Regions from separate parts of the Homo sapiens genome. Here region 2 is linked to region 1. The links are chromatin loops, found by intact Hi-C in ENCODE. Cell type or tissue: A673. All regions are shown on one strand. Each heading gives the region's core, and the rest is flanking DNA. Links, peaks and the distances in the headings are about the cores only.

The links. A loop is a pair of places that touch in the nucleus more often than their neighbours do. Peaks named below come from ENCODE experiments on the same cell type or tissue, not always from the same donor. Only the 100,000 strongest peaks of a DNase experiment are listed, where the experiment ranks them.
Region 2: it touches region 1 in a loop (4-fold over the local background); 5 of 110 quality-filtered maps call a loop at or near these places.

Annotation. Positions count from the first base shown.
Region 1 is chr17:28,961,359-28,968,697 of GRCh38, forward strand. It overlaps SEZ6 (seizure related 6 homolog), which reads right to left. Exons shown (of 17, transcript NM_178860.5): 5 at 2,604-2,789. All of the region lies in intron 1 of LOC105371716 (a long non-coding RNA gene), which reads left to right. Among named protein-coding and RNA genes, the nearest start is that of PHF12, 14 kb to the left of the region's middle. RefSeq lists enhancers at 6,269-6,358, 7,046-7,339. In A673, for the core only: CTCF peaks have their summits at 4,424 (motif pointing right) and 4,623; a DNase peak (open chromatin) is centred at 4,423.
Region 2 is chr17:29,215,487-29,222,825 of GRCh38, forward strand. No RefSeq gene overlaps it. Among named protein-coding and RNA genes, the nearest start is that of CRYBA1, 28 kb to the right of the region's middle. RefSeq lists enhancers at 431-530, 591-640 and a silencer at 4,125-4,214. In A673, for the core only: CTCF peaks have their summits at 4,112 (motif pointing left) and 4,313; a DNase peak (open chromatin) is centred at 4,095.

The DNA.
Region 1 (7,339 bases), core at 3,286-5,785:
TGGATACATCTGCTACTTCTACCTCATGCCACTTTCCTAAAATCAGTTGTTTGGGTATGTCCCTTAACTAGGACCCCCTGGAGCAGGAACCAGGTCTTTCCAGGCCAGGCACAGAGTTGGTGTTCAGCGTTGGTTGAATAAAATGAGTGAATGAATGTAAAAAGGGGTTAGCACTAGATCCGGGCGGCAAACACCTGATGTGCATGCCATCCGCCCCGGCCTCACTACCACTGCCGTTCCTGGGCTGACTGACCTTTCTAGTGCTGACCCTACTGGCTTGGGGCTGTCCTCTCTTTCTAAGGAGAGACTGAACAGTTTGCCTATGGCTATCTGTGAGGATTGCTGGGTTACTTGGCCACAAACTCCTGGCGGTTATGTGAGGCCAGAGAGGGGTCCTCAGGCAAGAGGAGTATGGCTGGTTCCAGGCAGTGCTTTCCTCTCCTGGACACATAGCTCTGACCTACCCAACTCTCAGAGACCAGGCTGCCATGACCAATACACAGGACCTTTGTCTCCAAATGCTCAAGGCAGCAGAATATTGTAACCTAGTAAAGCTCCTGGGGGGCTGGGGCAAGTTTCTTCTCTGCAGAAAGGACAGACCTGCCTCAGCTTGGTCTCAGAATGGAACTGCCCTTCAAATCTGATCATGCCCCATCCTTTGCTGAAAATTGCTTAGTGGCTCCCCATTACCCTCAGGATAGAGTTAAAGCTGAAAATGGTGTTCAAGCCCTTTATGAATCCACCTCTCTCTAGACTCAGCTTCAGTCCCCTCTCCCCGCATACCCTCTGCTTCAGGCACACTTCACTGTGTGCTCACTATCTTGTGCTATTTCATGCCTGCACATCTCTGCATATGCAGTTCCAGGAACCCACCCCACTTTCCCAAACTAATATTTCTGAAATCCTTCCATGCTGTCTCCTTGGGAAGCCTTGCTTGCCTCCTCTCTCATCTTGGAGTAGCTCTCCATCCCTTGGGCTCCTCCACCACTCTGCCTTTACTCCTATTGTAGCATCCTCTGCACTGAGCTGCTTGCCAGCCTCCCCGCTAGATCCTCGAGGGCTGAGAAAGCATCTGTGTTATTCAACTCTGGTTGTGCCTGGCACCCAGGAAGAATTTATAGAATGAAATAAGATTCATGGCTGGGTATGGTGGCTCAAGTCTGTAATCCCAGCACTTTGGGAGGCCGAGGCAGGTGGATCACCTGAGGTCAAGAGTTCGAGATCAGACTGGCCAACATGGTGAAACCCCATCTCTACTAAAAATACAAAAAAATTAGCTGGGTATGGTGGCATGCACCTGTAACCCCAGCTACTCTGGAGGGTGAGGCAGAAGAATCGCTTGAACCCGGGAGGTGGAGGTTGCAGTGAGCGGACATCGTGCCACTGCACTCCAGCCTGGGTGACAGAGGGAGACTCCATCTCAAAAAAAAAAAAAAAAAAAGATTCAAAAGCCTAAGCCCATACCCACTAAAAAGAAAAAGCCCGGCCAGGCACGGTGGCTCACGCCTGTAATCCCAGCACTTTGGGAGGCTGAGGTGGGTGGATCACGAGGTCAGGAGATCAAGACCATCTTGGCTAACATGGTGAAACCCCATCTCTACTAAAAATACAAAAAATTAGCTGGGAGTGGTGGCGGGCGCCTGTAGTCCCAGCTACTCGGGAGGCTGAGGCAGGAGAATGGCGTGAACCTGGGAGGCAGAGCTTGCAGTGAGCCGAGATAGCGCCACTGCAGTCTGGCCTGGGTGAAAGAGCGAGACTCCGTCTCGAAGAAAAAAAAAAAAAAAAAGCCCAAGTTGCTTTTCATACTGCAAACCAAACACTGAGTCTTCCTTTCTCCAACAAGCCCCTTTTCATTGGCAGCAATCCCAGACCTGATCACTCAGGACCAGACCTGGGAGTCCCCTTTCCCTTTTCCCAGTTCCCATCAGTTTCTGGAACTTCCCTCTGCTTCATTCCCCAAATCACAATCTAAGTTCAAACTGTCTTGCCTGGCTGGCCTCCCAGTCATCTCCTGAGGAATTCTAAGGCCCTCCCTTCTCATAAGCTTCAACAGCTCCTCAGCCTGTATCTTGCCCTGACACTCAAGGCCCTTCCATTGCCACATGTCTCAGGCTTCAGCCAAACCTGGCTGTCTTCTGTGTCCCTAAACACCCTCACCTGCCTGCCTCTATGTCCCTGCCCACGTTGTTCTCTCCATTTAAATGTCAAACCTGCAGTGCCTCCTCCCCTAGGAAGCCTCCTAAATGTCCAGCTAAGAATGATTGCGCCCTTGCCTCCCAGGTCACTTTATGTCTTTTCATTGGTGCTTTTTACTTCTTCCCCTGGAAATTGGTGACCTCTGTGCTTTCTCCTTTCTCCCTTTCCTGGAAATGTGGGTTCTTTGAGGGCAGAGTCCCTGTTTAATTCAGCTGTTTGTACCTGTGGTGCCTTCATCTGGTAGATGCTCAATAAGTGCAGGTTGGATGAATGCCACTGAGGTGCATGGCCATTTTCTGGCTTCCTTATGAAGAGCAAATGAAAGTGGCAGAGAGCAACAGAGAGCAGGGATGAGCCCCCACCTCACTTCTCTGCTCAGCACTGAGCCCTTTCCCCTGGGCACTCACCGATGCAGACGGGCTCCTTTGAATCCCAGAAGGGCTGGGTGGCATTGAGACAGGTGAGATGCCTGGCGCCCTTCAGCTGGTAGCCAGTGGCACAATGGAAGCGGGCACTACCCCCTGGGTGGAGGCTGGTGACAGTCACATCTCCATAAGCTGGACGACGGGGAAAGTGGCAGCTCAGGAGATAGGCTGCAAACAGAGAACGGGTGACACTGTGTATGTGTGCAGGGTGGGGGCGGGAGCTGGGCCATTGGTTGGGGGAGGTCTGCCTCAGTCTGCCTGGAGGTGTCATTTGGGGCCAGAGGAAGCACTAGGAGTTCCAAAACAACTCCAATCTCCTCCCTAGAAGGTTACCAGTGATATTTCCAGCAGCCTGGGCTGGTTAGTGGAGCAGACAGAGCTGGAAATTAGAAGGGTTAGGTTCTGGCTCAAGCTTTATGACACTTTAGGCAGGTTATTTAATCTTTGTGTGTGTGTTTCCTCATTTGTTAAATGAGGTTTAAAATCCTAGCCTACCTACAGGGTTACTGTGAGAAGAAATGATAGAGTATTTTATCTAGCTTGGTATCTCTGGTACCCAGCTGATATTATATCTTCAGGAAATGCTTATTGAATGACTCGTAGACATGAAAGCACTTGAAATAGTGAAAAACCTATACAGATGTAAAGTGTTGATACTGTTTTTCCTTTAGGGAATAAATATGAATTGCAGCAGCAAAGAGTGAAATCAGACAGTAAAGGCTTTCCCAGTATTCACTGAGAAATGCTAAAAAGCTTGATGCCAATGGCCATGGACTTCTTTTAAAACCAGAATGGTGGCCGGGCCGGTGTCTCATGCCTGTAATCCCAGCACTTTGGGAGGCCGAGGTGGGCGGATCACCTGAGGTCGGGAGTTCGAGACAAGCCTGACCAACATGGATAAACCCCGTCTCTACTAAAAATACAAAATTAGCCGGGCATGGTGGCGCATGCCTGTAATCCCAGCTACGGGGGAGGCTGAGGCAGGAGAATCGCTTGAACCCGGGAGGTGGAGGTTGTGGTGAGCTGAGATCACTCCATTGCATTCCTGCTTGGGCAACGAGAGCAAAACTCCATCTCAAAACAAACAAACAGCCGGGAGTGGTGGCTCATGCCTGTAATCCCAGCACTTTGGGAGGCCGAAGTGGGCGGATCACCTGAGGTCAGGAGGTCGAGACCAGCCTGGCCAACATGGAGAAACCCCATCTCTACTAAAAATACAAAAATCAGCCGGACGTGATGGCAGGCGCCTGTAATCCCAGCTACTCGGGAGGCTGAGGCAGGAGAATCGCTTGAACCCGGCAGGTGGAGGTTGCAGTGAGCCGAGATCGTGCCATTGCGCTCCAGCCTAGGGGACGAGAGCGAGACTTCATCTCAAAAAAACAAACTTACAAACAAACAAAATCCAGAATGGTGGTAGGCTGGGGCAAGGTGGGAGGATTGCTTGAGGCCAGGAGTTCAAGAGCAGCCTGGGCAACATAGTGAGGTCCCCATCTCTGTAAAAAATTTTTAAAAAATACCCAGGCATGGTGATGTGTACCTGTAGTCTTAGCTACTCAGGAGGCTGAAGTGGGATCGCTTGAGCCTAGGAGTTTAAGGCTGCAGTGAACTATGATTGCACCACTGCGCTCCAGCCTAGGTGACAGAGTGAGTCCCTGTTTCGAAAAACAACATCAAACAAACAAGAAAAAGATGGGGACGAGGGTAGGGAGGCAGTGCACTGCCTTCATGGAAGTTGGGGAAAGAACAAGTTGCCCTGGGAAAGCTGGTAGCTTTGGAATTGTCATACCAAATTTGACCAAATGGTGGCAGCAAATCCTACAAAACAATCTGGCATATCCCGATCCTGGGGTCAAGCTGGGGTGGTAGCTAAAAGGATCAACCCGGTGCAGTGGCTCACGCCTGTAATCCCAGCACTTTGGGAGGCTGAGGTGGACGGATGGCCTGAGGTCAAGAGTTCAAGACCAGCCTGGCCAACATGGCAAAACCCCATCTCTACTAATAAAATACAAAAATATTAGCTGGGCATGGTGGCAGGCGCCTGTTATCCCAGCTACTCGGGAGGCTGAGGCAGGAGAATCGCTTGGACCGGGGAGATGGAGGTTGCAGTGAGTCGATATCATGCCATTGCACTCCAGCCTGGGCGACAGAGTGAGACTCCATGTTCCAAAAAATAAAATAAATAAATAAAATAAAATAAAATAAAATAAAAGTGAAGATCCAGCTGGGCACGGTGGCTCACACCTGTAATCCCAGCACTTTGGGAGGCCGAGGCAGGTGGATAACAAAATCAGGAGTTCGAGACCAGCTAACATGGTAAAACCCCATCTCTACTAAAAATACAAAAAAAAAAAAAATGATCTGGGCATGGTGGCACGCGCCTGTAGTCCCAGTTACTTGGGAGGCTGAGGCAGGAGAATCGCTTGAACTCGGGAGGCAGAGGTTGCAGTGAGTGGAGATTGCGCTACTGCACTCCAGCCTGGGCGGCAGAGTGAGACTCTTTCTCAAAAAAAAGTGAAGATCCTGGCTTGCGTCTAAGAGGTGAGAGCAAAGGCCTGGAGGGGTCAAGGAGAGGCTGAGAGGCTTGTGCTACAGAGCCTGATAACCCTTGGGGTGGTAGGAAAAGTGAGGACTGTCTAGACTGAAGATCTTGGGTCTTGGGGTAGGGGGCAGCCCCACTGATGGTATCAGGTAAATGGGAGGAGAGGTCCATGCAAGGCCTCTGTTCCTGGGTGCCTTTGTGTGAATAGAAAAATGGGCCCTCTTTCTTCCCCCCCATTAAAAAGAAAAAGAAAAAGAAAAAGAGGCTGTCTCAGGGCAGACCAGGGTCCAGAAATTTGAGTTTTATGACTTTCACCTGTCCTGTTACTATGTCTGTGAAAGTGGGAGGAGAATTCCTCCTCTTCTGTCTCTCATGGGGCTCTGGAGAGAATGGTCGGTAAGTGGCTAGTTGTGCTTGGCAGGCAGTACAGGGCAGTGCTTAGCAGGTGGGCTGTGGGTCAGACTGCCTGGGTTTGAATGCAGGCTTCTTCCCTACGTGCTGTGCCACCGTGGGCAAGTTACCTAAATTCTCTGTGCCTCAGTTGCCTCATTTATCCACCCACTTTCAGTATTACATCCAAGGTTGTGGAGGTTAAGTGAGAAGACATATGTGCAGTTCCTGAACAAATGCCTAAGACATCAGCCTGCTGTTATTGTTTGTAATCTTGATTAATAATAGCACCTCACATCTACATGTACTTTCCAGATTCTAAAATGCCTTCACACTCTTCTTTCTTGATGTCTACAATATGCTTGGGAGAAAGGCAGGCAAGGTAGGGGCTATGAGCCCATTTTCAGATGAGAACAGGTTCAGAGAGACCCTGTGCCCTCATCACACAGCAAGGAAGTACTAGACCAGGAACTTGAAGCTCCTGGGCTCTGAAGCCTTCTTGCTTTCCACCACCACCCCACCTGCTTCCTCATTTGAAGTAGAAACTTGGGTTCAGGGGTCAGAGAAATCTGAGAGTAACAGACAAGCCTGCTCTGGGTGGTTGTCCAGGGCAGCCACTCACAGTGACCTGGGGAGAGGTCCCAGTCCAGGATGGGATGGAGAAAGGGGTGTGGGGCACCACACCCAGAGTGGAGGAGGTTAAGAGGTTAACTGACGCCTAGTGGGGTCTAGACCATGAGCCAGGCTCAGGCCCAGCATTTCCCCTTACATCTTCCCCTTTGAGTTCTTATCACCACTCTAGTAAGGGAGGGCCCTCGTTTCACAGATGAGGAAACTGGGCTGGAATGGGGTGGAACTGGGCTGGAACTGTAGGAGGCTGGGGGCAGACAATGAAGCCCCCAGACTCCATAGTAGTTAAAGTATCACTTCCCAGGATGAGCTTCCTCCTGTTGCCATGACAACCGTTCCCGGGGAGCCTGAACCACTGCAATCTGTTGAGTTATTTTCTCACTGGAGTCTGTTTCTGGAGCCAAGTCCAGTGCCAGGAATGCTGAGGATGCAGGAGGGGGATGTCTGTCAGGGCCGTCTGCCTCCCCACCCTGCCTGAGGCTGTGGGAGGGGAGTTGACTTGGTCTTGCGATAAGGCCCTTGTGAGGGCTCATCCTTGTGACCTCCAACATCAGCTTGGACAGCTCGAGCACAGGTGTGGGTACTAGGCCCCTCACCCCCTCTTCTGGCACCCTCTTTCTCTAGCCCACGGAGATTTGCGTGTGAGCACACGCTCCTCCTGTTCCCATCTCTGGGATCAGGGCTAATTACAGCCTATAATTAGGGGAATTACACTCATTAAGGCAAGAGCTGATCATTGACAAAAACTGGGCTGACGAGGGAGGGCTTCTGGGAGCTGAGAAGGAGGCAGGACCAGGCCAGCTCTTCCAGCCCTTCCTTGGAGGTTGCTCCCCCTTGCTGGGCCTCCAGCTCACTGCCATTCAGCCACCTTTGTCTGGCCCGACAGAGAGGAGGTCCGGAGTTTTGTGCAAAGGAATTTGCAGCAAGAGAGAAGGTTATCATGGCGTGAAATTATGCCTGCTGCCAGGGAGGATTGATGAGCCATTAGGGAGGCTAGCTGGGCCGCCTAGACGTTTCACCCTTGCCTCAGCTGGCCCCTTGCCTCTGCCAAGCCACTCTACAGCCCCATCCACTTCCAGGCTCCCTGCTGCTATGCCAGACTGCTCCAGTAGTTTGGGTGGAGGGGTGAGGGTAGGGTGAGTGCTCCTTAGGTGGGGTT
Region 2 (7,339 bases), core at 2,663-5,162, 250 kb after region 1:
AGTATTTCAGCGATCAAAGTAGATGCTCTATGGCCTGTTACAACTGAGCCTCAGAAGGTACTTGCCATCACTTCTGCCTATGCTAATAGACCTACTGTTTGGGTCAAGGCAGTCACAAGTCCACCAACATTTAAGGAGAAGGGACAGAGAACACTTAGAAACTTTACACACACACACACACACACACACACACACACACACACACACACGCTGTGACATAGACTACTAACCTTCCCCTAATATGAGATTCTTTTTCTCCTATAGTAATTGAACCTTTTATTTATAGCTCAGTGAGGCTGAGTCTCTCACTGACCAACTGCTCAATGAGAGAAGTGTCAAAGAATTTGCAACCTGCTGGGTGCAGTTGCTCATGCTTGTAGTCCTAGCACTTTGGAAGGTCAAGGTGGGAGGACCACTTGAGGCCAGGAAGTCAAGACCAGCCTGCGCAACAGGGCAAGACCCCATCTCTGCCAAAAATAAGAAAAATTAGTCATGTGTGGTGACGCAAACCTGTAGTCGCAGGTTCTCACGGGCTGAGGCCAGGAGGGTGGCTTGAGTCCAGGAGTTGGAGGCTGCAGTGAGCTGTGATTATGCCACTGCACTCCAGCCTGGGTGACAGAGCAAGACCCTGTCTCAAAAAAAGAAACACACACACACAAGACACCACAGCAATCCTGGACCACTTGGGTCTGGACCTTAAGTCAGAGAAAAATAAACTTCCATTTTGTTAAAGCCACCACTCCCTTGGTTGTCTGTCACTCACGGCCAAATGCAATCCCAACAGAAACACACATATGCACAGACAAGCACATGCATACACACATACTCTCAATGACAGTGCACGCGGCCCACAAGACACAAGGAGAGACGTAAATGTTGAAATCTCACTAGGTTAGGAGTATTCATCTACTCACATGAACTCATACCACACACCAGTTTCAGGAGCTGTCCTTCCCCGAGGTTCACATCTCACTCCGCACTTCCCCTGCCACAACCCTCACTGTGGTATATTATAATTAGAATATACTTGTCCATATCACCCTTCCCCTGGTCAACCCTTGGACCCCATCTGTCTTGTTCATCATCATTCATTTAGCACCAAGCACAGGACTTCAATCGACATTTGACCAGGTTTGTATTTTACAAACAGCCTGCAGGTGACACTTTGAGCTGCTGGGGACTAGAGTCTGAGTGTAATGAGACTGATGAGGAGCCTGCCTGGATGTGAGGAGACCCTGAACTGGAGCCTCAGTACTGGAGACGGGGATGAAATGGAGAGAGCAGGAGGTGGGATTGACAGGCATTGGGAGTGATTGGGGGGCGAGGGAGAAGTAGGAGTCAAGGAGCGCACCCAGATTTCTAATCTGGACGATGCAATAACAAATGGTGGCACTCTTTGCTGACAGCAGAAACAAGGGGGGAGCAGAAGACTCAGGAGAAGGTAACAAGCTCAGTTTTGCCTATCTGTATTTCAAATGCCTGGGGGGCCATCCAGGTGGACTCATGCAGGAGGCAGCTAGACGGTTGGATGGAACAAAAGACTAGTGAAGACATGACCACGCTTTCTGAAACATTCCCATGCAAGTCATTCATTGTCCAGACAAAGTGTTGGAGGAAGCGGGGTGCAGGGCAGGGCCCTGGGTTGGAAGTTGACAGACCCACATTCCCTTCGCCACTACTACCTGATGTGTCATCTTGATGGGCAAGGGACACTGCCTTCTGGCTTGTACTTTTCTACTTAGTTGTAAAAATGAGAAGCCTGCCTCAAACCTCTGTGTTTCCTTCTAGCTCTCAGATGCTATGGCTAAATATTTGAAATATTTGCAGGCCTACCCTCTGCAGGCTACTGGGCTGGGCCCTGACCCCATTTCCACTTCTCTCAAACAACAACAACAACAACAACAACAACGACAACAACCACCAAAAAGCAGGTCAACTGCAGGAGGAAACTGGGAGGTGAAACACACTGTAAGCTCCTCTGCTCCAAACTGCTCTTCTTTTTCCCCATTCCCTGCACCAAGGTCTCTGTCCACCCAATACACCAGAATGCCCTCCTTAGGTCTCCAGGCCCCTCCAGCTACTCCCAACAACTATTTCCCAAAAGACCAACTAGGAATAAAAATTATCCCCATTCCTCCCCTTTGTGTCACACTTTACATTTCTACTTTCTCCAGTATAAATGATATTTACTGCACGGGAACCATATGGTAGGCACCATGCCAGGCTCTGGGATGAAGACCACACAGACCCTACCCTCAAAAAAGCAGGGAAGAGAGTTAGCAATGTAATTCGAGGTGAATGAACCACACAGGGGCTGTAGGAACATAGATGAAGGGAAGTGGTGTGTGTGTGTGTCTGTGTGTGTGTGTGTGTTCAGGAGGATCCTCAAACCCTGTGAAGTTTTGGGTTTTTTGTTTGTTGGCATGTTTGTTTAAGATAGAGTCTTGCTTTGTTGGCCAGCCTGGAGTGCAGTGGCTTGATCTCAGCTCACCGCAACCTCCACCTCCCGGGTTCGAGCAATTCTCGTGCCTCAGCCTCCCAAGTAGCTGGGATTACAGGCATGCACCACCACGCCTAGCTAATTTTTGTATTTTTAGTGGAGACAGCGTTTCACCTTGTTGGCCAGGCTGGTCACGAACTCCTGACCTCAAGTGAGCCACCCACCTCAGCCTCCCAAAAGTGCTGGGATTATAGGCATGAGCCACCATGCTCAGCCATTTGTTTGTTTTCTGATACAGGGTCTTGCTCTGTTGCCCAGGTGGGAGTGCAGTGGTGCAATCATGGCTCACTGCAACCTCGACTTCCCAAGCTCAAGCGATCCTCCCGCCTTAGCCTCCCTCGTAGCTGGAACCACAGATGTCCGCCACCATGCCCACCTAATTTTTTACATTTTTTGTAGGGACAGGATCTTGCTGTGTTGCCCAGGTTGGTCTCAAACTCCTGAGCTCAAGCAATCTTCCCAACTTTGCCTCCTACAAGTGCTGGGGATTACAGGTGTGAGCCACTGCACCTGGCCCCTGTGAAGTTTTTATAAAACATTAGCACTGGAAGGGATCTCACAGACCAATTAGTCCCACTCCCTCATTTTACATGTGCAGAAACTGAGGCCCAGGCTGGCCACGCATGGTGGCTTACACCTGTAATCCCAACACTTTGGGAGGCTGAGGCAGGAGGATCATTTGAGCCCAGCGGTTCAAGACCAGCCTGGACAGCATAACAAGAACCCCCATCTCTACAAAAAAAATTAAAAATTAGGCCAGGTGCGGTGGCTCACGCTTGTAATCCCAGCACTTTGGGAGGCCGAAGCGGGCAGATCATGAGGTCAGGAGATCGAGACCATCCTGGCTAACATGGTGAAACCCCGTCTCTACTAAAAATACAAAAAATTAGCCGGGCATGGTGGCAGGTGCCTGTAGTACCAGCTACTCGGGAGGCTGAGGCAGGAGAATGGCGTGAACCCGGGAGGCAGAGCTTGCAGTGAGCCGAGATCGTGCCACTGCACTCCAGCCTGGGTGACAGAGCAAGACTCCGTCCCAAATAATAATAATAATAATAATAATAATAATAATAATAATAATATCTTAAGAGGTATAAGAGCTAATATGCTTCCTTCCGGGCTTCATTCTAAGCTCTCTAGATGGATTGATTCGTTTATTACTCACAACATACCTGAGAGTTAGGTTTTTATGTTCCCCTAATATGACAATATTGAGTCTTAGGTTAATTGACTTGCCTGAGGTCACACAGTTAACACAATACTGAATACAGGTAGTCCAAATAAAGAGCCATGAGCGTGGGGGGGAATTGCCTGGAGGCCTTAACATATGATTTCTATACCCTACCCTCAGAAAGTCTGATTCTCTCGGCCTGAAGTGAACAAGCTGGAATTTGCATTTTAGCCATGCACCCTAGGTGATTATGGTTTGGTGGCTATCGGACCACTCTCTGAAAAAACCCAGTTCGAATGTACCTTTTTTCTCAATTCAGAGTTTTCTGGCACAATCCCTCCCTTCCTTGGGACTCCCTGTCCTCAAGGGACCCCGCTTTCCGGAGTCTGCTGGGAATAAGGGTACTCTGGAAACGGACGTATGCCCCCTGGTGGTCAGAAATTAGAGGCTAGGCGCTACAGCCAGCAGGGTCCCGTCAACCGCACAAATTTGTGAACTTTTCTAGAATTTCGTTCAGCCAGTATTACTGAGGTGCCACTATGGGCCAGCACTGAGCCATTGTAATACACAGCACATTGGAGAGAAAGAAGACTTCTGGGGACAGAATTTTTCAAGGTGACTGCTCACCTATTTTCATCCGTGGATACAAAGGCATCAGTTTCAAGCTGCAATTGGACAAATTTCACCTGGTCTAAGTATTCGTATCTGGCAACATATAGCTCTGATCTTAGGTCTTTAGGAGGCTGAAAAAGAGTTTTTTGAAAAAGGCTGAGTCCACCCTCGGGAAGGAAACACAGGAGCATGTATATTTGCAGGGCTCCAAGGCTTTGTAGTCAGGCTGTTCCAGCTCTGTTACTTCAGGCTCTGGGACCCGGGAGCAGTTATTTCATCTTTCTAAGCTGCAGCTGCTTCACCTGAACTATGTGAATAATAACAACACCTGTCTCAAAGGTTTGTGTGATGAAATGGTCTCTTAGTGCCTGGCACAAGATAAACGTTCAAAAAAGTTGTAGGTATTTTGAAATATAATACTTTGTAGTTATATACCATAAAGTATACACTATATATACCAGGGTTCTAACACCAGCCTTAATTCATTCACCTTAAAAAGGAACACAAATGGGCCGGGCGCGGTGGCTCACGCCTGTAATCCCAGCACTTTGGGAGGCCGAGGCGGGTGGATCAACTGAGGTTGGGAGTTCAAGACCAGCCTGGCCAACATGGCGAGACCCTGTCTCTACTAAAAATACAAAAATTAGCCGGGCGTGGTGGTGCGCGCCTACAATCCCAGCTACTCGGGAGGCTGAGGCAGGAGAATCGCTTGAACCCGGGAGGTGGACATTGCGGTGAGCCGAGATCGCGCCACTGCGCTCCAGCCTGTGCAACAAGAGCAAAACTCCGTCTCAAAAAAAAAAAAAAAAGGAACACGAATAATTCTTGAGGCCAGGCACAGTAGCTCACTCCTGTAATCCCAGCACTTTGGGAAGCCAAGGTGGGAGAATCACTTGAGGCCAGGAGTTGGAGACTAGCCCAGACAACATAGTGAGACCCCTGTCTCTCCAAATAAAAAAAAAATTAGCCAGACATGGTGTCATGAACCGGTAGTCCCAGCTATACAGGAAGCTGTCGCAGGAGGATCACTTGAGCCCTGTAGTTGGAGGCAGCAGTGAGCCACTCCTGCCTGGGTGACAGACCAAGACCCCATCTAAAAAAAAGAAAAAACTCTTGATCCACTGTAGTTGAGAGACAAGATTTCCTCCAGTTTTGAATCCTCTAATATGTGATGCATAGACATCTAAACTATTCCACACTGTTGGTGGGATTGCAAGCTAGTACAACTTTGAAAAATTGTTTGATAGTGTCTGCTAAAACTGAACATATTTATGGCCCAGCAATTTATTCTTAGGTATATTCCCAAAAGAAATGTTTACATATGTTACCCAGAAAACATAAACAAGCATGTTTATAGCAATACTATTTATAACAGCCTCCAAGTGGGGAAATATCTAAGTGTCTATCAACACTACAATAAGTTTTTGTGTGTGTTTGTTTGTTTGTTTTGTTGAGATGAAGTTTCGCTCTTGTTTCCCAGGCTGGAGTACAAAGGCAAAATCTCGGCTCACTGCAACCTCCGCCTCCCGGGTTCAAGCAATTGTCCTGCCTCAGCCTCCTGAGTAGCTGGGATTACAGGTGCCCGCCACTACGCCTGGCTAACTTTTGTATTTTAGTAGAGACGGAGTTTCACCATGTTGGCCAGGCTGGTCTTGAACTCCTGACCTCAAGTAATCGGTCCGCCTTGGCCTCCCAAAGTGCCGGGATTACAGGCATGAGATATGGCGCCCGGCCTAGATGTTTATTTTTTATTTTATTTTTATTTTATTTTATTTTATTTTATTTTATTTTATTTTATTTTATTTGAGACAGAGTTTCACTCTTGTCGCTCAGGCTGCAGTGTAATGGCAGTCTCGGCTTACTGCAACCTCCACCTCCCAAGTTCATGCAATTCTCCTGACTCAGCCTTCTGAGTAGGTGGGATTACAGGCGCACACCACCCTGCCCAGCTAATTTTTATATTTTAGTAGACACGGGATTTTACCATGTTGGCCAGGCTGGTCTTGAACTCCTGAATTCAAGTGATCCGCCTGCCTCGGCCTCTCAAAGTGCTGGGATTACAGGCGTGAGCCACCACGCCCGGCTCCAGCTACATTTTTAAATTGTGGTATTTTCATAGACTAGAACACTACATGCAGTAACATGAGTAAATTTCACAAATATAATGACAAAAGAAGCCAGACACTGAAGAGTCCATACCGTATGATTTCATTTATATAAAGTACCAAATGGTTGAAATGAAATGCCATTAGAAACTGGAATACTAATTGCCTTTAGGTGCAGAGTGGTGATTAGAGGGGGGCTAAAGGGGTTTCAGGGAGGGGATTGCCAATAATGTTCTATATCATGATCTGTGTGGCAGTTATACAAAGTGTCTGGACTTTATAAAAACTAATCAGACTGATTGCTTATGATTTGTGCACTTTTCTATAGTATGGATTCATAGATTTCAATGAAAAGTTAGATTTTAATTAAAAGTTTACCTAAAAACTCTCCGTGAGTCCCTCATGACCAATCACAGAACACACCCAGGCCTCACTTATCATAAGCCCAGAGTCCCCCAGGGTATCAGAATCAGAAATTTAATGCCCTCTGGGGATGGGAGATGTGGCCTCAGGCCCATGAGCTGCAACCAGGTTTCCTGCTAAAAGTCAAGAACAAAAGAGTTGTCTTGTAGATAAAAACAGGTTCCAGAAAAACTGCACCAGAGCAAAGAGCTAGGTGTCTGCCTAGAGCCTGTGGGTGAAAAAATCACCCCTCCAACACTGTGTCAATCAGAGGGGTGGCACCTGAGTACACACCAGACTTGCTGTTTGAGAAACCCAGGGCAAGAAATTAGTAAAAATCACCCACAGGCAGTGAAACTGCATAAAATACTTGCATAGAGAAATACAAAATAGCCTCACAGGAGTTCGTCCAAAACCTAGAGAATGAGAAAGACCCTGCTCCCTGAGGAAATGAATGAAGAAACAAATGCCATCATAAACAGATGGCAGATGCAAGGAATCAGAAAATGTGTGCACCAGAAATCACAGATAAAAGGACAGTTTGAAAAAAAT